Linked DNA regions of Homo sapiens: region 2 is linked to region 1. A link is a loop called in an ENCODE intact Hi-C map of the cell type or tissue named here. Cell type or tissue: CD14-positive monocyte. All regions are shown on one strand. Links, peaks and the distances in the headings refer to the core of each region. The heading gives the core; the rest is flanking DNA. Region 1 overlaps SH3KBP1 (SH3 domain containing kinase binding protein 1). Region 2 has its middle 7.9 kb from the start of SH3KBP1.

Evidence for each region. Peaks named below come from ENCODE experiments on the same cell type or tissue, not always from the same donor. Only the 100,000 strongest peaks of a DNase experiment are listed, where the experiment ranks them.
Region 2: it touches region 1 in a loop (3.0-fold over the local background); 80 of 110 quality-filtered maps call a loop at or near these places.

The regions. Positions count from the first base shown.
Region 1 is chrX:19,734,908-19,742,907 of GRCh38, reverse strand. The region is part of intron 3 of SH3KBP1 (SH3 domain containing kinase binding protein 1); the gene reads left to right. Among named protein-coding and RNA genes, the nearest start is that of SH3KBP1, 150 kb to the left of the region's middle. RefSeq lists an enhancer at 6,450-6,539. In CD14-positive monocyte, for the core only: CTCF peaks have their summits at 2,852 and 3,054 (motif pointing left); a DNase peak (open chromatin) is centred at 3,037; H3K27ac peaks cover 914 bases.
Region 2 is chrX:19,890,117-19,900,933 of GRCh38, reverse strand. No RefSeq gene overlaps it. Among named protein-coding and RNA genes, the nearest start is that of SH3KBP1, 7.9 kb to the right of the region's middle. RefSeq lists an enhancer at 10,668-10,717. In CD14-positive monocyte, for the core only: no CTCF peak of the experiment used is centred there; a DNase peak (open chromatin) is centred at 3,623.

The sequences.
Region 1 (8,000 bases), core at 1-8,000:
TTCATTTAAACTTGCAGCATGGATGTTGTATGTTCTGAAGTTATCCCAGACTCCAGTATATCGATGAGTTAAGCCAGAAAATGTGAAAACTTTACTTGGAGCCAAATGTCATTCTCTTGATGAACCAGACAGAAAAGAGTTGTATGTTTTCTTCAAAGAATGATTGATTCTTTTGTTTCTTCTATCATTAAACCCATAAAAGAGAATGATGGGCCCTCCTAAATTGGAGCATTGATATATAGAGACTTTTTTAAAAAAGCATTCAAATGCCGAGATTGTGCCACTCCAGCCTGGGCAACAAGAGTGAAACTCCATCTCAAAAAACAAACAAACAAACAAACAAAAAAAACGCATTCAAATGTTGAGTTTAGAAGAAAAATTGAATAAAACGGAAGTTTGAACAGTTAGCATATATCCTAAATAGGTTCTTGAAAATGAACAGTGGATTTTTGTCCATTTGAATATAGACTCTTACCTACTTGAATTAAAAATGAAATAAAAAAATCAAGCTGGACACAGTGACTCATTCCTGTAATCCCAGCACTCTGGAAGGCTGAGGTGAGAGGATTGCTTGAGTCCAGGAGCTCAAGACCAGCCTGGGCAACATAGCAAGACCCCATCTCTAAAAAAAATAAAACAATTAGCTGGGTGTGGTGGCATGCACCTGTAGTCTTAGCTACTCAAGAGGCTGAGGTGGGAGAATCACTTAAGCCCAGAAGGTCGGGGCTGCAGTGAGCTGTGATAGCGCCACTGCACTCCAGCCTGGGTGCCAGAGTGAGACCCTATCTCAAAACAAAAAACAAAAAAAAGAAAAAATTATTTGATCCTTAGAAGGATTTCCTGGCTAACTTTATTCATGTGATCAGTTAAGTATCCAGGCTGTCATCAATACCCTGCTGGCCCGTGTGAGGACCAGGTTCCATCTCAGGGTTCTCGTTTGCACTGTTAACAGTGCATGCAGAGAAGATGTATCTCTGCCTCTCTCTGAACCTCTCCTGTTGCCTGGAATTTTGGACATTGTTCCTTCCTCACTTTTTGGTAGACACCCATGAACATTCAATAGTACATGTTTAGTGCATGCCCACTATGCATCTGCCCTTGTGCTTGGTGATGGGGCAGATAAAGACTGGAAAAACACCAGCCAGTCCTGCCTGCAAGTAACTCAGTCTGTTGTATCCCTTGGGAAACGTTGAGAAAGTGCTGCACGTTTCTTATATCATTTTGATGGCAAGGTGGGGATGTGTCTTGTATTTACTTCTGTCATTCTGAATGTGAAGCCACTCCGTGGGTTTCTGGTTGGCTTTATATGTCCTTGTTTCTATTTCCAGTTTATCATGAATTCAGTGTTTGGTAAGTCTCTATTGTATTTTGCACATTTACTATTTTTTGCTATATTATTATGCTCTCCTGATACAAAATGTATTTTATAGTTACCTTTTTAAGTCGCTCTGCTACTTTGGCATCTGCCTTCCCAAAGATAAACTGCTTTTACCATCTTTATTTAAGGTTTTTTATGCATTTGCATTTTACTGCCCCTTCCAGAGATTAATGCTGAAAGATCTGACGGTTTAAAAGATGTTATTTGTAACAGGTCTAGCTCTGATGCTACGAGGTGAGATCGTCTGTCTCATGAGATTCAAGTTAAGATGGGGGAGGGTTGCTCTCTGAATTGATATGTGGGTATGACTGATTGTAGAACATTGCTCTGTGGGTTCATTTCTGGTGTGTTTAATCCTTCAGACGGGTTCCATTCAAAAGTTTTCCTTAACAGAGGGATCAACGGCTGCTCTTCCTCTGGTGACACACTGTTGCTTTAAAAGTTAGTGCAGAAGTTCTTCCACATTAATATGGACCTCGTGTTTGCCACATGGAAGGGCTCTCCAGTTTGGTCTGCTACCTGTAGCTGTCAGAAGAATGTTGCTTAATGTTTACCTTTCTTCTCATAGTTTCAGCACTGGTCATTCCAAGCCCTAAACAGATCTAAGTGACTGCCCGTCCTTTCCCCACTTCCCCTGAAGGGGAAACGTTTTTTCTAGCTTTTAGTGTGAGGGCCTGGAATGCTTCTCATGGCGCCAAGGCGGTGGCGTGGATCTTGATAGGCCGTGAGCTCTTTGGCAGAAATGAAACTGTTAACAAAGGATGGAAAGAAGTATGTCCTTAGTAAAGAAAATGTCAACCTCTTTGGTTTGCCAGTGGTTTGTTGTTTAAGGTAAATGTGAGATCTGGGGGTTTGTTTGTAGAGATGAGACTTTGTTTCTTTCAAATTTTCTATTGGAGAAATAAATGTGAATTCTTGCCAGTTAACTGGGAATCTGAAAATGTGCCATTTGGGGTCAGACTTTTCTTTGAGTTTCAAGATTGCCTGTTTATTTGACTTAAGGAGCTGGTGTTTATGGACAGATAGAATAAGAGTTAACAGAAGACATTACTGTTGTGTAGAAGCTCTTGGCTATCACCTGAGCTGGTCTTTCCCAGGGGAAATGAAAATCTGGCGATCTGGCAGTGAATGGGGATAGATATGATACATAGTCATTCAGTAATATATACGTCTGTGTGAATGTATCTGTATACGCATCTATAGTCTTATTTTCCAGTGGGCCTTCATTCTCAAAAGCTCTGGAGTCAAGAGCCTTTAAAGAAGTCTTTTAAACTAACTGATCCCTGACTGCATTTCTGGCAAGTTTTATTGGGACACTGCGTTGTTAGCACCAGCAATTGATGTTGGAGTGTGTGTTACCCTTTTTCATGTTATTTTCTGAACCTATTGAGCCTAGAGTGAGGGGTGGTGAAATGCATGGTAAGAACTACATAGGAGGGTATAGCCATCATGTTGCGATTATGTGTGGGTCATTGATAAAATCGGTTTTTAGATTTTTTTTTCTGTTATGTTTAATCTCCTTTCTATCTCTGTGTCTTCTGATTTCAAGGCATTAACACTAATGAGTCTCCCATGGGTTAGTCATGGGTTTAAGACTCCCGCCATACTCCTGCTGGTGTCCGCCCAAATCCACCCAGAGGACAAGCCATGAAGTGGGTTTGTGGTGGTGGCTCCACCTGGTGGCTCTCCTAGGAAACTCCTCTTTCTGCCCACCTTTTCCTTCTCCTTGGGAGAATCTTGATGGAGGATGCCTTTGATTCCTCTGACTCAGTGTTCACTATTTGTGCAGTTCCATCCCAGACCCACGGCTTCTCACATTACTTATGGATTTTTTTAGCCCTTTTGCTTTTTCGCCTAAGAATTGCTCTTTGAACTCATATAATCTGTGTCCTGATCCTTGTTCTATCTGTGATACCCCTATGGACCAGGATTATTGTTAATGAGGATTAAAAAAAAAAAAGGACTCCCATAGGCATGACTCTAGATATAGATATTAATTTGGACAAAATAAAGAATCACACTGAAATCCCTGTAGGTATGTATGCCAAAATCTCCTGCCTAATAGCTCCAAGTACCCTTATCTACTTCTTCTTCACTTTTTGTTGAACCCATTTTTCCTCAAAGGAGCAATATTTTATTACCAATGTTGTTTTCAATTGTCAGCAGGTGGCGAAAGTAAAAAGCCAACTAACTTTTTGGCTTCATTGTTGTTTCATTATTGTTTGTGAATTCTCTACAGGCAGCCCCCTTCTTGCCTGGGCACAGACTGCCCCCGCTTGGTATGTCACTGAGCATAAGTATTTTTGATAAATAAAAATGTCTTTTATTCTCATTATTTTTCAGTTTTTAGTTGTTGATAATATTGCAGATATGACTTATTTTAGCTGCATTGTGGGTCAGTCTGGGAACTTAATCACCATTTATAACTTTGCTTCTATGGGAATAATGCATTCAGAGTTCCAAACTCTCTGCATAAGGCACATATAAGTCTTTTTTTTTTTTTTTTTTTTTTTTTCTTGGAGGCAGAGTCTCGCTCTATCCCCTAGGCTGGAGTACAGTGGCATGATCTCGGCTCACTGCAACTTTCGCCTCCCGGGTTCAAGCCATTCTCCTGCCTCAGCCTCCTGAGTAGCTGGGACTACAGGCACCTGCCACCATGCCCGGCCAATTTTTGTATTTTTAGTAGAGACGGGATTTCGCCATGTTGGTCAGGCTGGTCTTGAACTCCTGACCTCAAGTCATCCCCCAGCCTCGGCCTCCCAAAGTGCTGGGATTACAGGCGTGAGCCACTGTGCCTGGCCAAGTCTGACTTCTTTTTTTTTTTTTTTTTTTTTTGCATTGCTGACATGAATCCTTAAGTACCTTTGTAAAAGTCAGAGTCCGTATAATCGGTGCCCACTGAAGTTTGCTCATGTTGCAGAGGAGTTTATAATTCACACAGTATAGAATGCTGGAACTGTGCAAGCTCCACACAGTACACTAGGCTCTGAGGATAGCTTTGGGTTCAATCACATTGCACCATTGTATATGGTGCTTATTTTCACAAGGCCTGAGTTGGATCTTAGTGTGCCCACGTTTGTATGAGGCATGTCGTGAAAGTGGGTCCTATTGTATATTTCCATCTACTAGTGACGAGACCTTGCACCAAGCGTGACATGCTCAGATAGAAACCAGCCCAGCATTTCTCAGTGTGTGTTGTATGGAATTATAGCCCTTCTGACTATTCCACAAAGGAGGGATGCGGGGAGAGACAGGCAGACAAGCGGGGAGAGAAAATTGCCTCTCTCGTCAAATTTCAGCTGCAGCACTAACACCATCTTGGAGACTGACAAGCACATTAGCATAGTACAGGCTCTCAGATGGCCTATGGTAAGGAGACCTGCTTATCTTTGATCATGGAACTGCATGTTATTGGATACTAGTTAAGACTCCACTTTGGGATATGTTGGGCTTTAAGATACAGGACAAGGAGCTCTGTAAGCATCCCCAAGATAATCTTCAGGTTCCACCTCTCATGGGAAATGTTTGAGTAAGTGAGTGGAGATGGTGGTGCTGGCACTCAGAGAAATGACTGGCGAGGCTTCTTAAGCCTGCGCTGTCAAAAAACATGAGTTAGATGATGCTAGGAGAACATTCTTTGAATCTGAAACTTGAAAGCCAGTCCTCTTGGTAGTTTTTCAAGTGACAAGCTGAAAGGGAATTTTCCCTCTGATCATTTCTTGGGTCCTTGTATCTAAGAATGAGGCTTAGACACATGAGTGGAAGTCCTAGTCTGGGCTTTGGCATGAAAAGCAGGCTGAGGGGACCCAACCTAGCAACTGGTGAGGCCAGGGTGTTCAGGTCTACCTGGGACTTGGATCACGATGGAACCTGCGATTCCAGAGGTGGTTTTTATTATGATGACAGTCTCTACATAGTCAACATAGTCTCATTGCCTTCTCTACTTGCTTTGACTGAAAGACAGAAGTCTTAGCTTTTCCCGATGCCATTAAAACACTGAACGTTTATAAAGAAGAGCCTTCTTCTCTCCCTACTAGTGAAACAGGCTGGCATTTGAGTTCAAGTAATAAATCCACATGTGGGGTTGTGAGGAAAAACCACATAGCCTGCCTTTTTAGAATTCTGGAATCACAGAGTTACAGAGGTTACAGAGGGACCCACTTATTGACATCCCAGGCGAACGAACATGGAGCCTCTGCCCAGGGAATTGAAAAGGACACTCCTTGGCTCTGGCCTTGGCTAAGCCCCACGTGGGAGCCTCCTTTCCAAAGGGAAGTTTTTCTGGGTAGGGAACTGCTAGATTAATGAAAGGTAATCAGGCCAGGTGTGATGACTTACACCTGTAATCCCAACACTTTGGGAGGGCAAAGCTGGAGGATCTCTTAAGCCCAGGAGTTCAAGACCAGCCGGGGCAACATGGTGAGATGTTTTATAGTCTCTATAAAAAATACAAAAATTAGCCGGGCATGGCAGCGTGTGCATGTAGTCCCAGCCACTTGGGAGGCTGAGGTGGGAGGATTGTCTGAGCCTCGGAAGTGAAGGTTGCAGTGAGCTGAAATCGCACCACTGCACTCCAGCCTGGGTGACAGAGCGAGAACCCGTCTCAAAAAAAAAAAAAAAAAAGTAATTAGAGGTAGATGATATTTAGGTGCTGGTTGCATTTGTTGCATTATATGGGGACAGCAGCTATATTCACTTGCAGTAAGCTCTGGAAAAGGGGCATTTTCTTCTAATTATATCTGTTGATCTGTCATCACAGCCTGGTCTCTCTGATGCCATGTGCAGCCTCAGCTTAGTCTTTGGATTCTTGGCTTTTTGTGCTTCTGAAGCCTTAAGACTGTTGTACCCAAACAATGAGGACATTTCATGGCCCACCTCCCTAACTCATGATTAGGCCAACAGCGGGCCCAGCTGCAGTGCCAGGTGGGCTGCCCTCATTGTTTCAACCAGGAAGGGAAAGAGAGACCAGCCAGAAGCTTCCTCTGCATGTGCCTGTGCATGAAAAAGAGCATTTGAGGAGGACTAGCCTGCTTGTCGCATTTGTGTTTCTCTGGAGACCTGAATAGGTTCAGTGGCAGCAGGACCTTATTGCAGGGAGGATGGCTGTTGGGAGGACCCAGACCACTCCTGCTGCACCTCCACAGCTTCTGCAGCACTTTAGACAAGTTGCAGATTCCCCCTGTGTTTCCAGGTTTCCCATTTGTAAAACAAGGAAATGCTCTTGTTAATTCCTTCAGGGCAATTGTGAAGATTAAAAATGAGTAAAGAAAATAGGTTTTGGGATAGGGAGGCAATAGAGTGAAGTGGGGTAGGGTGTCACTCACTGAATACAGTAGTAATTGCTATTAAAAGTAGTAAACTGCTAGTAAGACCCCAGAGCATTGGGAAGGAATTAGAGATTTATGGAAAATAATAAAACGTGTTTTCATGAAACAACCTGTGATCACATGCACATGGCACCTTCTCCAGGATGGACCATATGCTAGGCTGTAAAAGAAGTCTCAGTGGCCAGGTGCGGTGGCTCACGCCTATAATTCCAGCACTTTGGGAGGCCGAGGCGGGTGGATCACAAGGTCAGGAGATTGAGACCATCCTGGCTAACACAGTGAAACCCCGTCTTTATTAAAAACACAAAAAAATTAGCCGGTCATGGTGGCGGGCTCCCGTAGTCCCAGCTACTTGAAAGTCTGAGGCAGGAGAATGGCGTGAACCCGGGAGGCGGAGCTTGCAGTGAGCCGAGATCGCGCCGCTGCACTCCAGCCTGGGCAACTGAGCAAGAATCCGTCCCCCCCACCCCCCCCCCCCGCCAAAAAAAAGGAGTCTCAGTAAATTTAGAAGGATTAAAATCATACGAAGTATATTCTCCAATCACAATGGAATTAAATTAGAAATCAACAATAGAAGGAAATTGGGGAAATTCACAATTACATAGAAATTAAGCAGTATGCTCCTAAATAACCAATGAGCCAAAGAAGAATTCACAAGGGAAATTTTAAAATACTTTGAAATTAATGAAAATGAAAACATGACATACAAAAATGTACTGCCTGTGGCTAAAGCAGTGTTTCAAGTGAAACTGACAGCTGCAAATGCCTATGTACAAAAAGAAGACAGATCTCAAATTAATAGCCTTTCTACTTTCTACTTTAAGAAACTAGAAAAGAAAAGCAAGCTAAACTCAAAGCAAGCAGAAAGAAGGAAATGATAAAGGTTACAGTGGAAATAAATGAAATAGAGAATCGAAAAACTATAGAAAATCAATGAAACAAATAGTTGATCCTTAGAAATGATCAACAAACTTGATAAACCTTATCTACACTGATCAAGAAAAAAGGAGAGAAGATTTCAGTTACTATATGAGGAGTTAAAGCGCGAACATCACTACCAATCTTAAGAGAAATTAAAAGGATTGTAAGGGAATAGTATGAACAACTCACCCACTGCTGGTGGAAATGTAAAATGGTACAGCCACTTTGGAGAACAGTCACCCATATGACCCAGTATTCCAGACTCTAGAAAAATGAAAACATATATGTCCACACATAACTGTACATGAATGTTCATAGCAGCATTATTCATAATAGCCAAACAGTGGCAACAACCCAAATGTCCACCAGTGGAT
Region 2 (10,817 bases), core at 1-8,000, 160 kb before region 1:
AAGCAACCTTTCCCATTATTAAAATTATGCTCTTTAAAGAAAACCTGGAACAGTGCCGGTCACTATCCTGGGCACTTTACAAGCATTAGCACATTATTGCCTCAAGACAACCCTATGAAGTAGGCACTATTCTCCCCATTTTACAGATGGGGAACCTGAGTCACAGGTTAAGAAACCTCCTGGCCAGATGCAGTGGCTCACACCTGTAATCCCAACACTTTGGGAGGTCCAGGTAGGAGGATCGCTTGAGCCTAGGAGTTCGAGACCAGCCTGGGCAACATAGTAAGATCTCCGTCTCTACAAAGAAATATGAAAATTAGCCAGGCATGGTGGCGGGTGCCTGTAGTCCCAGCTACTTGGGAGGCTGAAGTGGGAGGATTGCTTAAGCCCAGGAGGTGGAGGCTGCAGTGAGCCATGATTGCACCACTGCACTCCAGCCTGGGTGACAGAGTGAGGCCCTATCTCAATAACAACAACAGCAATAAAAAAAAGAAACCTACCAAGGTTGCACAGCAGCTAGTACCAGGTGAAGCCTAAACTCATCATGCCCAGGCTGGTGGCATAGACACCTCTATGCTCTGCTGGCTCAGAAAATAGAAGGAAAACGGATCAACAACAGCCGCATGGCTTTAGGATGACCTTTTAACCTTTTGGAGTATTTGCTTGCAAAGCTTTTAATGTATTTTTTAAGTTAAAAGGCAACTGGGAGCTGGGCGCGGTGGCTCACACCTGTCATCCCAGCATTGTGGGAGGCTGAGGTGGGCCGATTATGAGGTCAGGAGATCGAGACCATTCTGGGTAACACAGTGAAACCCCGTCTCTACTAAAAGTAAAAATAAAAAAATTAGCCAGGCCTGGTGGCGGGCACCTGTAGTCCCAGCTACTGGGGAGGCTGAGGCAGGAGAATGGCGTGAACCTGAGAGGAGGAGGTTGTAGTGAGCCGAGATCACGCCATTGCACTCCAACCTGGGCGACAGAGTGAGACTCCGTCTCAAAAAAAAAAAAAAAAGGCAACTGGGGGGCGGGCGGCTCATGCCTGTAATCCCAGCACTTTGGGCGGCTAAGGCAGGTGGATCATTTGAGGTCAGGAGTTCAAGACCAACCTGGCCAACATGGTGAAACCCTGTCTCTACTAAAAACACAAAAATTAGCCGGGCGGTAGTGGCATGCGCCTATAATCCCAGCTACTTGGCAGGCTGAGGCGGGAGAATTGCTTGAAATCGGGAGGCAGAGGTTGCAGTGAGCCAAGATCATACCACTGTACTCCAGTCTGGGTGACAGAGTGAGACCTTGTCTCAAACAAACAAACAAAAAAAAGCAACTGGGGATGTGTGTGTAGCCGTTTTATCACTTAGTGTTATACCATGAGCATTTTATGTGTATACAGATTTCATACCAAGCAAAACACTCACGAAGATCCATTGACATTTTATATTAAGACCATTGAATAGAGTTCTAAACCATGAAAACAAATGAGCTGTTTTGTCCAATTTCAGACGATGTCATCATTTCTAATGGAATCAGACACAGCTGACTTTACATTCCCAAGCCTGCTCTCTCCTGCTAAAGAACATTGATTGGGCATGACATTTAGCCTCTCGGAACCTGAGTTCCTTCCCTTGTACAATGTTAATACTAACATATAACTGACACTGTTGTGAGAATTTAAAAGCAGATAAGAGTATCGCAGCCCCCTCCTCCATAAATGGTAGCGATTGTTATCTTAAGATTATCCTTTTTGCCCAGAGAGACTTTCAAAAGACCCATAACACTATTTTGTGGCAGGTCAAACCTTTTCATTCCTTTATTCAGGCACTGAGAAAAGGTCTAGTCCATATCTGATAGTTTTTGTGTGTGTTGTTTATAGTTATGAAAGACTGAGGCGTATATAAAACTTTTCAGAAAATTTAATTATGAACACATGTCAAAGTCAAAGTTTTGTTTCAAGATTCCCCCCCTTTTTTTTTTTTTCTTTTCTTGAGACAGAGTCTCTATCGCCCAGGCTGGAGTGCAGTAGCACGATCTCAGCTCACTGCAACCTCCGCCTCCCGGGTTCAAGCAATTCTCCTGCCTCAGCCTCCCAAGTAGCTGGGATTACAGGTGCCCACCACCATGCCTGGCTAGTTTTTTTGTATTTTTAGTAGATACAGGGATTCGCCGTGTTGGCCAGGTTGGTCTTGAACCCCTGACCTCAGGGGATCTACCCGCCTTGGCCTCCCAAAGTGCTGAGGTTACAGGCATGAGCTACCGCACCCAGCCCCAAGATTCCCTCTTATTCCCCCTTGGTTGGGACATTTTCTGGGAAGTGAATGGTTAGATGATCATTGTCAGACTGGACACAAGGTGAAAGAATGTCTGGCTAAACATCACTAGACTTCTGACCTTAGGTCAGCTGAGACGGGGGCAGGGGGTGGAGGGAGCAGTCTCCCCGACAAGGGCTTAATCTCATTAAAGAGTATCAGAGAATTGCTTTAGCATTTTTTCAGGAATTCTAATTTCTTCCCAGAAGAAGATTATGAAATGCATTCAAATTTAGGAAAAAAGAAAAAGGTGATTTGAGAGTCCTCCAGGGAAAATAGTACCCCCTCTTCAGTGTTCTCAATTTCCATCATTAGAGCACTAAAGAGGAATTACTAGCTCCAAAAAATTACAGTGATAATAGGTGGAAATCATCATATATCTTAGTATCATTACACACTTTAAAAAATGTCTGGAAGAATATTCCTTCAAGAGTTAACAGTGATTATCAATTATCTCTGCAGTAATTGGTAATTGTGAGATGATGGAAGATTTTCACCTTATACACTGTATCCTTAATATTTTATTTTAGTTTAGTTTATTTTTGGGACAGGGTCTTGTTCTGTCACTCAAGCTGGAGGACAGTGATGTGATCATGGTTCACTGCAGCCTCGACCTCCTAGGCGCAAGCAGTCCTCCCACCTCAGCCTCCCGAGTAGCTGGGACTGCAGGTGCGTGCCACCATGCTTGGCTGATTTTTTATTATTTTATTTTTGTAGAGATGGGATCTCACTATGTTGTCCTGGCTGGTCTTAAACTCCTAGGCTTAAGCAATCCTCCTGCCTCAGTCTCCCAAAGTGCTTGGATTGCAGGCATGAGCCACTGTGCCTGGCCTGTTTTATTTTTTAAAATACTGAGCAGAGATTACTTTTCTAATGATAATGATATGAATATATATCGCAAAACATCAAGTCAGTTTTACCAGTTCAGGGCTATGCCTCACTGGTAGCTCCCTTGAGCCCGTTTTCATTGCCAAGGACCAAGCAGTTCATCAGATGACAGAGCGTTCACCTTGGCTCTGAGGAGTTGAGGTACAGCGGGGATTCTCACACTTGAGCTGCTGATCAAAACACAGGTTACTGGGTCCCAGCCCCAGAGTTCCTGACCCGGAAGGCCTGGGGCGGGGTCCCCAGCGTGCATCTCTAACAGGTTCCCACATGCTGCTGCTGCTGGGCTGGGGACCACACTTTGAGAGCTTCTGTGGTCCAGAAAAGAAAACTTCAGCTGGGGAATAGAATCCTTAACCCAGGGCTGGCAAGCAAAACAAAGAAGATGAACTTGACTTACTTCCCACTTTTGCCTCTGGCTGGTCTGTAATTATTTTTGAGAAGAGGAACTTGATTTGACTGACTCTATTTAATAAGAAGTCGTGCTAGAAAAGGGTTGTGCCATCTCTTATTAAGTGACCGCCTGGTTCAGAGACTTTTCAATTAAGTCCCATAGCCTCGGGCTTGAGGATGCATCTGAGGTTGGCTGTCTGCTTTGGGGCCTTCACAATCTAGGGGATGGCTGTGGCGTTTCACCGTCAGCTCAGGCCACTGGTCTTGGTTTCTCTGAACCCCGAGGTGATGGGGTGGTGGTTATTGTAATTCTGATTTCCTGTTTGGGAAGCAGTGTGGGGGTATTATTGGAGGAGTTAAAACACAGGGAATATCGTCCCCACCCAGCCCCATATAACCCACCAATCACATATGTATTCATTCTCTTTTGGTACTAAAATATACATAACAAAATTTGCCATTTTAACCATTTATTAATGTACAGTTCAGTGGCATTAAATACATTCACATTGTTGTGCGACCATCACAACCATCCATCTCCAGAACATTTGCATCTTCCCATACTGAAATGCTGTAACCATGATCACTCTTTTAAAATCTTTAACAGCTTTTATTGAGATATAATTTGCATATCACATAATTAACTTTTTTTTTTTTTTTTTTTGAGACGGAGTCTCGCTCTTTTGCCTGGCTGGAGTGCAGTGGTGCAATCTCGGCTTGCTGCAACCTCTGCCTCCTGGGTTCAAGTGATTCTTCTGCCTCAGCCTCCCGAGTAGCTGGGACTACAGGCGCACACCACCATGCCCAGCTAATTTTTGTATTTTTGGTAGAGACAGGGTTTCACCATGTTGGCCAGACTGGTCTCAAACTCCTGACCTCAGGCAATCCACCCGTCTCGGCCTCCCAAAGTGCTAGGATTATAGGTGTGAGCCACTGTGCCTGGCAATTCACCCATTTTAAAATGTATAATTCAACAGTTTTTAGTATATTCACAGAGTTGTGGAACCATCAACACAATCAATTTTAGAACGTTTTGTCACCGCAAAATGAAACCCTGTACCCATTAGCTGTCACTCCTCAATTCCCCCAGCCCCTGACAACCACTAGCCTACTTTCTGTCTCTATGGATTTGCCTGTTCCAGAAATCTCATATACATGGAACCATATAATAGGTGGCTTTCGACAACTGGCTTCTGTCACTTAGCATCATATTTTCAAGGGTCAACCATGTTGTGGCATAAATCAGTACTTCATTCCCTTTTGTATTCATTTTTTTTTTTTTTTTTGAGACAAAGTCTTGCTCGGTCACCCAGGCTGGAGTGCAGTGGTGCAATCTTGGCTCACTGCAGCCTCAAACTCCCAGGCTCAAGTGATCCTCCCACCTCAGCCTCCCATGTAGCTGGGACTACAGGCACACGCCAGCATGCCTGGCTAATTTTTGCATTTTTTTGTTTTTGTTTTTGTAGAGACAGGGTTTCGCTGTGTTGCCCAGGCTGGTCTTGAATTCCTGGACTCAAGCGATCCACCCACCTTGCCCTCCCAAAGTGTTGAGATTACAGGCATGAGCTACCGAGCCTGGCTGTATTCGCTCTTAATAACATTCAAATTTGAATTCATTATCTCCTCCACATCCCTACCCCAACAAAAACTTCCTTCTCCACTTAGTGGATTTCTCCACTTAGTTGAAACTCCATTATCTATCCAACTTCCAAGCCAACTAACAAAATATCTCTATTGAATCCTCCATCTTTGCTCCCTATCCTCTCGTCAAATCCACTGCCTCATCAGAGCCTGTCAAATGTATTTCAAAAATGGCTCTAGAATGTAACCTCTCCTCTTTGTTAGTATCATTGCCATCATATTTCTTGCCTTTACCACCTCTGGCCTGTTGCTGGCCTCCCACCTGCAAGCTCTTCCTCCAGTCCTTTCTCCACAGAGCTCACCAGTTACCTCCCTAAAAACAGCCTGCTTAGAAATCTGTGCTCCAGGCCAGGCACGGCGGCTCATACTGGTAATCCCAGCATTTGTGAGGCCGAGGTGTGTGGATCACTTGAGGCCAGGAGTTTGAGACCAACTTGGCCAACATGGTGAAACCCCATCTCTACTAAAAATACGAAAATTAGCCAGGTGTGGTGGTGCACACCTGTAATCCCAGCTACTCGGGAGGTTGAGGCAGGAGAATTGCTTCAACCCAGGAGGCAGAGGTTGCAGTGAACCGAGATTGTGCCACTTCACTCCAGCCTGGACAACAGAGTGAGACTCTGTCTCAAAAAAAAAAAAAAAAAGAAAAGAAAAGAAAAGAAAAAAGAAACCTGTGCTCCTACCCATTGCCTGCAGGGTCTTGTTTGATCTGGCCCTGACATAGAAACCATTTAGAATCAGACATTTCACTACACTCCTGCCCCTTCCACAGGAGACCCCTTGAAAATGCCATCTGTTCTGCAGACTCTGCACATCCTCACTTGTTCTTCCCTCTGTCAGGAACACGGGCCAATGTCTGTGCAGCCTGGAGGCTGAGCTCCAAAGGAACCCAGCCTGTGAAGGAGCCCCTGAGCTTAGCTTCTCCCGAAGGTTCTGGGACAAAAAGAGAAACTATGTTTGCAAGTCAATTCCTACTTTTAAATTTTCATTACCGATGAGATCAAAAGCCTCCCATAGTAATTTATCAGTTTCCATTTTTAAAAATTGGCCTGTTGATACAGTTTATTCCTATGTTAAATGCCATTGTTCTATTTAATGTTAACATTTATTTATTTAGACGGAGTCTTGCTCTGTTGCCCAGGTTGGAGTGCAGTGGCACAATCTCGGCTCACTGCAACCTGTACCTCCCGGGTTCAAACGAGTCTTCTGCCTCAGCCTCCCCAGCAGCTGGAATTAACGTGCGTGCACCACCACATCCGGCTAATTTTCATATTTTTAGTAAAGACGGGGTTTCACCATGTTGGCCAGGCTGGTCTTGAACTCCTGGCCTCAAGTGATCTGCCTGGGTAGGCCTCCCAAAGTGCTGAGATTCCAGGCGTGAGCCACCATGCCTGGCTTAATGTTAACATTTATTACAATATATATATCACACATATGATCTTAATGTCTGGTGCTTTGGGAACTTTTTTGATTATCATTTGATTTGCCTTTTAATTGTGAAAATGTAGTTCCTTACACATGACCCCTTGTGATTTTGGTGGGGGAGGAAACCAGCAGGATGGGTAGAAAACAGTAGAAACCATGTTTTTTGTTAATCTCCTGGGACCATTCTCCCAATTTACTATTTTCTTAGACAAAGCAGTGCTGTGGAAAAGGATGGAAAAATGTTCTTGGCAAGTTCATCTGTGCACCAGGGCTCTTTTTGCGCACTTTGGATACAAGCTTGTGTGACCAGTCAGCTTGGGAGTTGATTACTCAGGCATTCTTTGGATTTTTAAACGAGGACATCCTATTTTTGTAGCATTGTGGACATGCACGTCTCACCTTCTAGTTGCTTCCTTTGTGTTTTCCTTTGTTTACAAAGCGAGGCGTTCCCACAAACCTTGTAAAGAAGGTCATGGTTTAGCTGTTTCATAAGTGATCTACTTCTCTGATTTGATTCGTTTGTTCATCTTTATAGAGCAGGTGAACCCAGTCCTGTTAGATTTGCTGAAAAAGATTTACTGAAAAGGAAAAAGAGGGAAGGGAGTGGGTCATTCTAAGAGAGGCTATCAAGCCAGGTAAACATAATAGAGCAAGACATTTGTCATTAATATTTCTGTGGCTTTTGATCTAGACATCAGTTACCTTTAACCTGGTGTGCATGAAGCAAAGGAGGAATGGAAAAGCCTGCCTCAAAACCATCAGGCTCACACCTGTAATCCCAGCACTTTGGGAGGCTGAGGCAAGTGGATCACTTCAGCTAGGGGTTCGAGACCAGCCTGGTCAACATGGCAAAACCCCATCTCTATTAAAAATACAAAAATCAGCTGGGTGTGGTGGTGCACACCTGAGGTACATGAATCTCTTGAGCTTGAGCTCAGGAGGCAGAGGTTACAGTGAGCGGAGATCACATCATTTCACTCCAGCTTGGGCGACAGAGTCAGACCCTGTCTAAAAAAAGAAAAAAAAAAAGCCATCAGCACAGAGCCATGACTGCTTGCTTAAAGTGAACAGACACTCCTCAAAAGAAGCACTATTCACAATAGCAGAGACTTGGAACCAACCCAAATGCCCATCAATGATAGAATAAAGAAAATGTGGCACATATACACCATGGAATACTATGCAGCCATAAAAAGGATGAGTTCATGTCTTTGCAGGGACATGGATGAAGCTGGAAACCATCATTCTCAGCAAACTAACATAGGAACAGAAAACCAAACATTGCATGTTCTCACTCACAAGTGGGAGCTGAACAATGAGAACACATGGACACAGGGAGGGGAACATCACACACCAGGGCCTCTTGGGTAGTGGGGCGCTAGGGGAGGGATAGCCTTAGGAGAAATACCTAATATAGATGACGGGTTGATGGGTGCAGCAAACCACCATGGCACGTGTATACCTATGTAACAAACCTGCACATTTTGCACATGTATCCCACAACTTAAAGTATAATAAAAGAGAAAGAAAGAAAAAAAAAAGTGCTGTTTGCCAGAGTTCTCCAAGTAAAGTTACTATTTCCCCCATTTTAAATATGAAGACATATTTATTTCAGGGAAAATACTTTGAGGCTATGCAAATATTCTGTTTCTCCTTAAAGTTTCACCCACTCATTTGTGAACGGTAGTTGGATCATGCCTATATTAGCAGTTACTGTGATGTTCTAATGATGCTTTTCCCTTTCTCTCATTTCTCCTACACTTTAATTGGAATTCCTCTGTAAGGAAGACTTGTCCCTTCTCCTTGATATTTTCCCCTAGTCAGTTATTTAGTTGTATTTCTATAGACTCAAAGATATTAATTTTCTTCCAATACAATCATTAATTATTTTGTTGCTTGAATTGCTCCAGCTTTGGCCTTTGGGAGCCCTTTGGGGTTGGCTCCTGTGCCCTTCTGCTGTGCCCTGTCACCTTTGTTGAGTACATCTTTACTTTCTGGCACTGTGAGATTTTTACATTTCTCCATAAAGTTCATCAGAAGCACTATACAATGAGTGTCTTTTGTACAGCACTCAGCACGTAATTTATATTAATGTAAAGACAATATTAAAGGTTATCAAAGTATTGTTCATTAAAGGCAAATTACAGATGTTAAGTCCGAGTACTCAGAGATAGCAAGTATGAAAGACAGAAGCTCACCCACCTTCAATTTTTTCTTTTTTTTTGAGACAGGGTCTTGCTCTGTCACCCAGGCTGGAATGCAGTGGTGCAGTCACGGCTCACTGCAGCCTCAACCTCCCAGGCTCAAGTGATCCTCCCATTTCAACCTTCTGAGTAGCTGGGACTACAGGTGTGCGCCACCTCATCCGACTAATTTTTGTATTTTTTGTAGAGACAGGATCTCACTATGTTGTCCAGGCTGGTCTGAAACTCCTGGGTTCAAGTGATCTACCCACGTCGGCCTCCCAAAGTGCTGAGATTACAGGCATGAGCCACCATGGCCGGCCACACCTTCAGTTTCTATCCAAAAATATGTTACTACTACTGAGCAACATAGCGGTGCCTTTTAAGTCATACGATATCATTTTAAGTGTAACAGCTCCGATACTTTCTATTTCCAAACTGCATAATCTCCTCTGGTGGAAATGGGAGTTCAGTGGGACAAAGATGTATTAAATAAAATCCTATTTCTCTAGAAATATTCATGAGATGAATTTACATCATTTGAAATATTGCAATAACCATTTTGTTAAAAGATACTCTTGTAAGAGGGAGGCAGGATGAGAAATTATGCATCTATTCATGTCAGCAGCTGGATCTGAATCTTGATATTAACTTCCCTTGTGCTGGTCAGCAAAAGTTTCTCCAAGGAAAAATGAAAGGACAATAGGAACAATTCAGAAGAACTAAACAATAAGTGAAAAAATGGAAGGTTCATTTTCATAAGTCAGAGAAACTTAAAATGAAAAATAAACTATAGTGTTTTGGATAGAATCACCACAACTTTGTTTAGTTAAGGCATTAAAATTAGGGCACATGTCCCGGTGCGATGGCTCACGTCTGTAATCCCAGCACTTTGGGAGGCCAAGGCGGGTGGATCACCTGAGGTCAGGAGTTCAAGACCAGCCTGGCCAACAAGGTGAAACCCCATCTCTACTAAAAATACAAAATTAGCTGGGCGTGGTAGCGCATGCCTGTAATCCCAGATACGCGGGAGTCTGAGGCAGGAGAATCGCTTAAACCCGGGAGGTGGAGGTTGCAGTGAGCCAAGATCCCACCATTGCACTCCAGCCTGGGCAACAAGAGTGAAAGTCCATCTCAAAAACAAAAAAATAAAAAATAAAATTAGGACATAGCTCAGGGATTTTCAAAAATATTGTCTTGCCATCAGTCTTTCTTTTGTGGTAACGCAAATTTGACCACGCAGGAAGCAGATCAAGGAGGAGCGACACCGCATTCCTGTCCAAGAAGGAAAAGATATGCCTTGAAATAGACCAGAGAATAAACAAGACTCAAAACTTCAAGCAAGTCGGGCGCAGTGGCTCAGCCTGTAATCCCAACACTTTGGGACACCGAGGCGGGGGAGGATCATTTGAGCCCAGGAGTTTAAGACCAGCGTGGGCAACATAGTGAGACCTCATCTCTACAAAAACTACAAAAATTAGCCGGGTGAGATGGCACGTGCCTGTAGTCCCAGCTATTTGGGAGGCTGAGGTGGGAGGATCACTTGAGCCCAGGAGGTTGAGGCTGCAGTGAGCCATGATCACGCCACTACCCTCCAGCCTGAGTGACCGTGAGACCCTGTCTCAGAAAAAAAAAAAAAAAAGACAACAAAACGAAACAAACCCCCCAAATTTCAAGTGATCTGTGTTCACCTGTGTGAAGTTGGAAATAAAATTCCATGAGAAGACTGTCTTCTCCACATAGGACAGAGAGACCAAGCAGGACATAAGACAAACTGCTGATTTTTTCTTTTTCTTTGAGCCGACAGGGTTCCCGCACCCCATCTGCTGGTTTAGGTGTAGTGGCCTCTGTGATGCCTGGGTAAGTTTAGCTATGGGAAGGTATCATCAACAATGTTCAAAGACTTTTGACTCATCATTGTGAGAATGCACTGGGCAACCAGCCAAGAATCTTCAGCACTCCAGATAACAGTCCACTGCAAGGCCAGCAC